3 separate regions of the Homo sapiens genome follow, and regions 2 and 3 are each linked to region 1. A link is an interaction called in ENCODE POLR2A ChIA-PET data of the cell type or tissue named here. Cell type or tissue: PC-9. All regions are shown on one strand. Region 1 holds the start of LOC101927511 (a long non-coding RNA gene). Region 2 has its middle 23 kb from the start of ANKRD62. Region 3 overlaps MPPE1 (metallophosphoesterase 1).

Region 1 (2,500 bases):
AATGCAGTGGCGCAATCATGGCTCAATGGAACCTCAACCTCCTGGGCTCAAGCAATGCTCCCACTTCAGCCTTCTGAGTAGCTGGGACCACAGGCATGTGCCACCACGCCCGGCTAAATTTTGTATTTTTTGTAGAGAAGGGGTTTCGCCATGTTGCCTAGGCTGGTCTTGAATTCCTGGACTCAAGCCATCCGCCCACCTCGGCCTCCCAAAGTGTTAGAGGCGGAGGTTGCAGTGAACCAAGATTGCACCACTGCACTCCAGCCTGGGCTACAGAGCGAGACTCAGTCACAAAAAAAAAAAAAAAAAAAATGTTAGGATTACAGGCGTGAGCCACCTCACCCATACAGAAATGTGATCCACACTGTAAGACGCGCCTCTTCTTGAAATACTTACCCGATTCTTTGTTCTCTCACTGATCTCTGATCTCTCCACCTTCCCAAGTCTTGGAAAACTTGTCTTCTGATTTCAGAGTTAACCCTTAATTACGTAGAATCTTCCATTGTCATGTATTACATTACACGTGCTGGTTTTATCTTCCCAACTAGAAGATAAACCATAGAATCAGAAAAACAATTTTATCATTTTATTTCCAAAATTACATAGCCCAGGATTGAACTGTCCATAAACATCTATCGGATGGTCAGCTTCAAAACTAACTGCAATGCTGATGAGTTAAAATAGCTCCTTTTGTTGGCACCAGATAATAGATAAACATGAGAAGCCAGTGCAGTGGCTCATGCTTGTAACCTCAGCACTTCGGGAGGTCTAGGAGGGAGGATGGCTTGAGCCCAGGAGCCCATAGTGAGCTATGATTGAGCCACTGCACTCTAGTGTGAGCAACAGAGCAAGACCTCGTCTCTATACAAAATAAAATTATACATTTTTTTTACATAAGAAAACTTGAGAGAGATCATACTTTTGGGTTTCTTTATTAAAAGAAAGAAGACCAAAAGGTGACCCAAGTAAAAGTGTACACCCCTTAAGGGAAAAAAAAATTATTTTCATTTAAAATCGTTTTCTTTATCTTTAAAGTGAAAGTGCCATATCTGGCTTCCTAAGGAGGAACCACAAACCGCGTAGACTCAGGCCAGCCGCTGGGCCTGGGCCTGTGTGTCCCTCAGGCGGCGACCTTTGGCCCACTTCAGGCCGGCCGTATTTACCAGCTTAGAGGCGCCGCGGCGTTGGCGAGTCCTTTTTCACCCACCCCTTCCCTCCGTTCTCAGGCTTGAACTTGAACAGGCACTCATGACTCAGCAAACGGTACTTGATAGGGTTCTTTACACGTCAGTCAGGCTATTTTTTAAAATCACTCTTCCTGGAGATCTTCAAACCAGAAGCACCGCGGGCCCTCCCCAACGGGCTTCTGCTTACCTCCACTACGTGATGCAGTATGGCCCCCGGGAGGCCGCCCCCAGATTCTAGAGGGGCTTACCCCAGACACACCCGAAGGACCACCTCGTGACCTCAGAGGAACAGCCCTAGACCCAGGAGAGACTGCCAGACACCCCCGTGGCAGCCCGCCAGGGCCCAGCTCTACTTGTCGCCTGGAGGTGCTGCCTCCCTTCCACGCCGCCCCAGGGAATGGCCGCCCCTCTGGGGCTCCTCCCAATCCCCCTTCCCAGGACTGACAATGGCCCGGCGCCCTGCTTTGGGCCAGGATCGGCCTCGAGCCTTCCTCACTAGCGGCCAAGAGCCGGAAACCTTGCGTCTCAGATTCCCCGGGTCTGTGCACCCCCACCCCAACCGGTCTTCCCACCCAGGCCCCCCCTGATGCCAGCTGCGGGCCTGGACCTAGCCCGGGGCCCTGCCCCTCCGCCCCTCTCGCTGGACAGCCCAGGCCGGCGCCCGAGGGATAGGCTCGGGAGCGCGGGGAAGACGCTGCAGCCGGAGCTGGAGCCAGGGCCCACCTGTCCAGCGCCGTCCTGAGCTCACACAAAGACCCTTCCAGCCTCACCGAGGCCGCGAGCCCAAGCCAAGATCTTACAGATGTCAGGAAGTCTGGTTTAAAACCCATTGGTTAAGAAACTAATGACAATTTTTTTTTCTTAATAGGAAATCTGGGTGACTAGAAAATAGAGGGAAGGGAGACATTTTCATAACACCCTGTCACCTTTGCATTTCATGCACATGCAGAGTTGCATTCATATTATTAAAATATCTTTTTAGCTGGGCGCGGTGGCTCACATCTATAATCCCAGCATTTTGGGATGCCGAGGCAGGTGGATCACTTGAGGTCAGGAGTTCGAGACCAGCCTGAGCAATGTGGCGAAACCCTGTCTCTACTAAAAATACAAAAATTAGCCCAGGCATAGTGGCGGACGCCTATAATCCCAGCTACTCCGGAGGCTGAGGCAGGAGAATCATTTGAACCCGGGAGGTGGAGGTTGCGGTGAGCCAAGATCATGACACAGCATTTCGGCCTGGGAGACAGAGCCAGACCCTGTCTCCAAAATAATAATAATAAATTAATTAAAATAAAATAATATCTTTTTGACCT
Region 2 (2,500 bases), 120 kb after region 1:
AGTGTTGAAGCATGGATGTTTGTGAACAGACCTGCCCTAGTCTCTACAAAGAGTGAGTAGGTGTGGCAGGGTCTTTTCAGCCTGACTGGCCAACCCAAAATGAGGGCATAACACATGTGTTGAGCTCATTCAATACCTTCTGGAGTTCAGCTATTTGGATATTAAAAAATTGCTAAGGGCCAAAAAACAAATATTATATTTGTTTGCACTTACTGGGACAACAAAAGAAAATTGAAAAATTCAAAAGCTAAAATGGTAAAAATTAATAATGATAAACATTCATCATTTCTGTTCAGGAAAGTTAGTATATGAAATTTTTAACCTAAAGGGCAAATGTCTTGGCTGCAGATATGCCATATTTGGGATTAAAGGATTAAAGACAAACATCTAATAGAAGAGACAATTCATACAACACACCAATAAAATGTTAAAATTGCTGACAAATCTAAGAAAATTTATTACTAATTATAAAAATATAAGCTAAGATAAAATGTTTTGTAAAAGATAAAACAGCTTTATAAAAACTCAATTCAATTGAGCACATATATTTGAATAAATTTGAGGGTTAGAATTTTGATAGTGTTAATCAAAATTTTACATATACATGTAATCATACTTCTAGGAATTTGCCCTAAAGGAATAATTGAATGAATGTTCAAAGATATAGGTAAAGTTGCTGATCGCATTCTTATGTATAATAGCAAAACTGTAGATATAAATTTACATATTAATCAGAAATTAAATTTTGTTAAATTATGGAACACTATATAAGCAGTAAAGTGATTACATGACTATATTTATAGACATACAGTTAATTATATATTAATATGTAATTAAAGCAGGATTCACAATAGAGTGGTCGTATTTTATATGTGCTGGTCTTAGTGTGTGGGAGTGTCTATGCAAAAATAAAAGATTTTTAGTATTTTCATGTTTTGTAAATCATGATATTTTACAAATAAGGAAAAATATAAAGCTATTTATTTTGAAAAGCGCACTGTTGAACACATGTTGATAGTGAGACTGATGAATTCTGACTTTTGTCTTTTATGAAGGGATCACCTACCCTTCATATACAATGATAAAATATTAAGACATTATGAAAACTGACAAAGGATACATGGTTGATAAAAAGCAAAATATAAACAACAGCAATTGTCATATACTTAAGGGGGTGCCATCTAGATATTTATGATCAGATCAGGGGAAAATAGACATTGCAAGGGAATTAGGTAGATGTGAAAATGATATTTTAAAAAATAATGTCATTAAATATGAAAACTATTAATTAAGGGATGATAAATAATGTTTTGTCTTACCTCTATCTTTTACAATTACTTTTAATCTATTAATGATAAATCTCGTGTGGGAAATAGGACTTGGAAAATTTTATAGATCTCACCATTTAACCCAAAAGGCTGAAATTACTAATTTGCTGAGAAAATTGTGTTACTCGAGTACATATCATCCACTAGAGCAGCCATTTCTGGGGTTAAACAGATTTCAGCTAAATTTTAACAGAAGATCATCTTAATATTGGCAAAGTAAAATGTCACTATTGGTTAATTGAGAAGAAAAATCTATTTTTCTCCTAGAATTTCACATTAAAATTCAATGTTCAATGCATGGTAAAAAGTCTTGGCTCCTTTGATTAGATATGAAAATCTTTTTCTCTCAAGAGTTAAAAATAATGTAAATGAAGCTTCTGGCAGAAAAGTTATGAGTGGTACAATTTCCTGATATTTTAGTTTTATCACCAATTTCCGTGCCAGGCCACATGTTCAGCTGCCTGGCAGCCCCTACAGTATGTGAAAATATTTCCCTTTTTATAGGAATATGCTGGCAAAAAACCACCACTTCCATGAATTATTAATCCTTTTCTGCTAATTATTTTGAAGAAGCAGAGGGGCAGGTCCACATTCAGGTGGCTCTCAGCGGCTGAGACATGCTTCATGAAAAACTGTTGAATTAGATGAAAACTGTGCCTCCTTTGACCACCAGTTTTACCACTACATTAAGTAACCTAGAGGGAAAACGAAGTTACTTTTTTCTGTGGTAAAAATTGAGTAATGAATCAATTGAAAGAATGATTGGTAAAAGTAATCAATGAAGAAACATGATGACCAAGTGAATAATGAATTTACAATATGAAGACAGAGATGTCTGCTTTTCCAGTGATGATGTTCATGAAAATATAAAACTGCAAAATGAAAGGAGCCTGTTAAAAACCCTTTTGTGGCCAGGCACGGTGGCTCACACCTGTAATTCCAGCACTTTGGGAGGCCGAGGTGGGCAGATCAAGAGGTCATGAGATCGAGACCATCCTGGCCAACATGGTGAAACCCCGTCTCTACTAAAAATACAAAAATTAGCTGGGCATGGTGGCACGTGCCTGTAGTCCCAGCTATTCGGGAGGCTGAGGCAGGAGAATCGCTTGAACCTGGAAGGCAGAGGTTGCAGTGAGCTGGGACCGTGCCACCGCACTCCAGCCTGGGTGACA
Region 3 (2,500 bases), 60 kb before region 1:
GGGTAGGAAACAGAAGTAGGTTTACTGGAAAAAAAAAAAGCGATTAAATGAAAATCTGAGATACTGTGAAAGCCAGGCCTCCACCCCTGTCCCCCCAGGTGATAACTAAGTCATGAACGTTTCAGCAAACACCTGCTCTAGCCTGGGCACTCTGCTTGTTGACATGCAAGGTGATGAGAGTCACACTGTGACATGAATTAGCATCACGACACCCTGGCAAACCTTTTGTGATGCCTCCCGTGAAAGCACGTCATAGTTCTCCTTAAATGGGATGTCCCTTTCCTCTGCAGGAGCAGCGTCTTCCCCAGAACAGTTAGCATCACTTCTCCGATACAGAGGATAATGCTGTCCGGGGTGGAGAGAGGAGTTCAGGCGGCTATCGTGAAACCACAGGCTGCCTGCTGTCTGCCATGAGCCCTTTCCTCCCCCAGCTCACCTGCAGGAGGACAGGGGCAGACGTGGGCAGCAGAGGCCCAGGTCCACACCGGCTGGAGCCACGTGCCTGCTGGGTACAAGTCAGGCCATTAATCCGCACACCTGACCCTCATCAAAGGGCAAGAAGCGCTAGGGGGCTGAGTGAGCAACCGAAGCGGAGCAACACGGGACAGAAGGCACCTGTGGCATTCAGATGCTCTCCTACCTCTCGGGAGCAGTTCAGTCTGTGAGAAACTTCAATGAGCTCTGCTTCTGTTTCAGAGCAGATGCCACAGCCATCCCCGTTCAGCGCCACGCTGTTGACCATCACAAAGCTGAAGCGGAGGGAAACGCAGGTGAGGCCGCTGGGGGTATCAGTGCTTTCTTTTCCCTACTGTTCCCATGAAAAGAAAGCTAAGCATCCAGTGCAAAGAAACAAGCCCAGAGCAGCTTTCAATCCCACCCAGAATAATTTGGTGTATTTTTAAATATGAGTCAATATTAACAAAAATAGCATTACTGGGAGTTCTGTCTAAGACACGATCGAAGGGTTTTTGACCCTAAACTTGTGAGAAATCCCAGATTACAGAAGCTCTGCAGTTAGACTATGTCTAAGCTCATCCTCCAACCAGAACCTCATCTGTTACAGCGCCTCTTCCATGCAGGGCTAAGAACCCTATGCCCACCCCATCAGCTGGTTGTGAGGATTCAATGAAATGACATGGCAGGTGTTTAGAACACAGCCTGCCACTAGAAAGTACTCAGTACGTGTCAGATATTGTGACTAACAGGTAGAGGGAACCACAGAGTGCATCAGTGACATACAGACACACACAGCAAGTAAGGCAGAGGGTAGGGTGCCGGTTAGAGCTAACTGGGTATGGATAATCCCAAACTAGGGTAATAACAAAGTCCATTGTGGTTAGACTCAGCAGCCACATTTTTTTAAAGACTCCCACTAAATACGGTTTTATCTCCTACATGCATACCATCTTGGAATGACGAAAGTACCTGTCAGTAAAGACTGCTTGAAATTTAACTCGTTTTAGAGATAAGGAGTGGAGTTATCAAGTGATCAGCAGTATGATAAGCTGTTTGAAGTGTCTTAAACACACACTTAGAGGGAAATAATTCAAACTGTATCATGCTTCTATTATGAGTCAGCAGAGAAAGCCACCTACTAGAGACTCTGCCTTCCTGGCAGAGGGAAAGGTGAGCATTGGTGGTGAAGCCACTGGACAGAAATGACCTCACCTGCAGACCTGCTGTGTCCAAGGTCAACAGAGTGCTGGGCACCCACAGGAAGGACAAGATTAAAAGAGAAAAGGCTTCCACTCCCACCTGTTTTCTCCACCGCGTCTATAATCAGTATAGAGTATAGAGTCCTGTCCACTGTGCTGCAGCCACATACACAGCCCAGAAAGGATGTAGAGATGGGCACTGAGGTGGCCTCGCAGAGCGGGAGCTGCTCATGGTCAGGCTAAGGGTCAGGATGCTCTGGTCTAAAAGCCCAGGCCAATGGAGATGGGTGGCACAGAGCTACAGAGGAACTGTGACACACTTGCCACCAAATCCCATAGTAGTTATGACACCATAACTACGAGAACAGTCTTTGTAACGTGAAATTAGTATATTTTGATCAAATAAAGACTCTTTTACAAAGTGGGCTGATGAAATTTGTGCTACCCAGAGACAGTGCAGACAGAAAGACTATCATTCCCACAGTGGCTGGGCAGAGTCATAAACTGACCGATTCATTATGGGGTTGTCAAGGAAAACCAGGGTGGTTTGAGGTTTCCCATCTATCGGCTCCCATGGTGAGCACCAGCAAGGACAGCCTAAGGCACTGCTGTTTAAAGATCATAAACCAGGCTAAACAGAACGCAGGTAGATGATAGATCCCAGTATGGCAGGCACCTTTAAAAAATGAAGTTTCCAAGGACTAAAGGTCTTGGAAGAATTTACAAATAATACTCACTTAATGCCTTTCCAAGAAAACAGTCTTTCAGAGCTGAACACTTTCTCAAAGCGTTCTACTTTGTATGTGTTCATCCTATATTCAATTGTGAGAAGAAACATTTTTCAG

What was found. ChIA-PET counts read pairs that join two places held together with the same protein. Peaks named below come from ENCODE experiments on the same cell type or tissue, not always from the same donor. Only the 100,000 strongest peaks of a DNase experiment are listed, where the experiment ranks them.
Region 2: POLR2A ChIA-PET joins it to region 1 with 5 read pairs; 3 of 35 experiments call an interaction of 5 or more read pairs at or near these places.
Region 3: POLR2A ChIA-PET joins it to region 1 with 7 read pairs; 4 of 35 experiments call an interaction of 5 or more read pairs at or near these places.

What each region holds. Positions count from the first base shown.
Region 1 is chr18:11,946,190-11,948,689 of GRCh38, forward strand. It overlaps LOC101927511 (a long non-coding RNA gene), which reads right to left and starts at 1,994. Exons shown (of 4, transcript XR_007066296.1): 1 at 1,911-1,994; 2 at 397-544. RefSeq lists enhancers at 877-1,645, 1,213-1,342, 1,666-2,413 and a cis regulatory region at 970-1,757. In PC-9, a CTCF peak has its summit at 711; DNase peaks (open chromatin) are centred at 32 and 1,232; H3K4me3 peaks cover 2,247 bases; H3K27ac peaks cover 2,438 bases.
Region 2 is chr18:12,069,536-12,072,035 of GRCh38, forward strand. No RefSeq gene overlaps it. Among named protein-coding and RNA genes, the nearest start is that of ANKRD62, 23 kb to the right of the region's middle. In PC-9, no CTCF peak of the experiment used is centred here; no DNase peak of the experiment used is centred here.
Region 3 is chr18:11,886,277-11,888,776 of GRCh38, forward strand. MPPE1 (metallophosphoesterase 1) reads right to left here. Exons shown (of 11, transcript NM_023075.6): 6 at 2,393-2,467; 7 at 641-749; 8 at 437-502; 9 at 223-345. Among named protein-coding and RNA genes, the nearest start is that of MPPE1, 21 kb to the right of the region's middle. In PC-9, no CTCF peak of the experiment used is centred here; a DNase peak (open chromatin) is centred at 1,535; H3K27ac peaks cover 1,053 bases.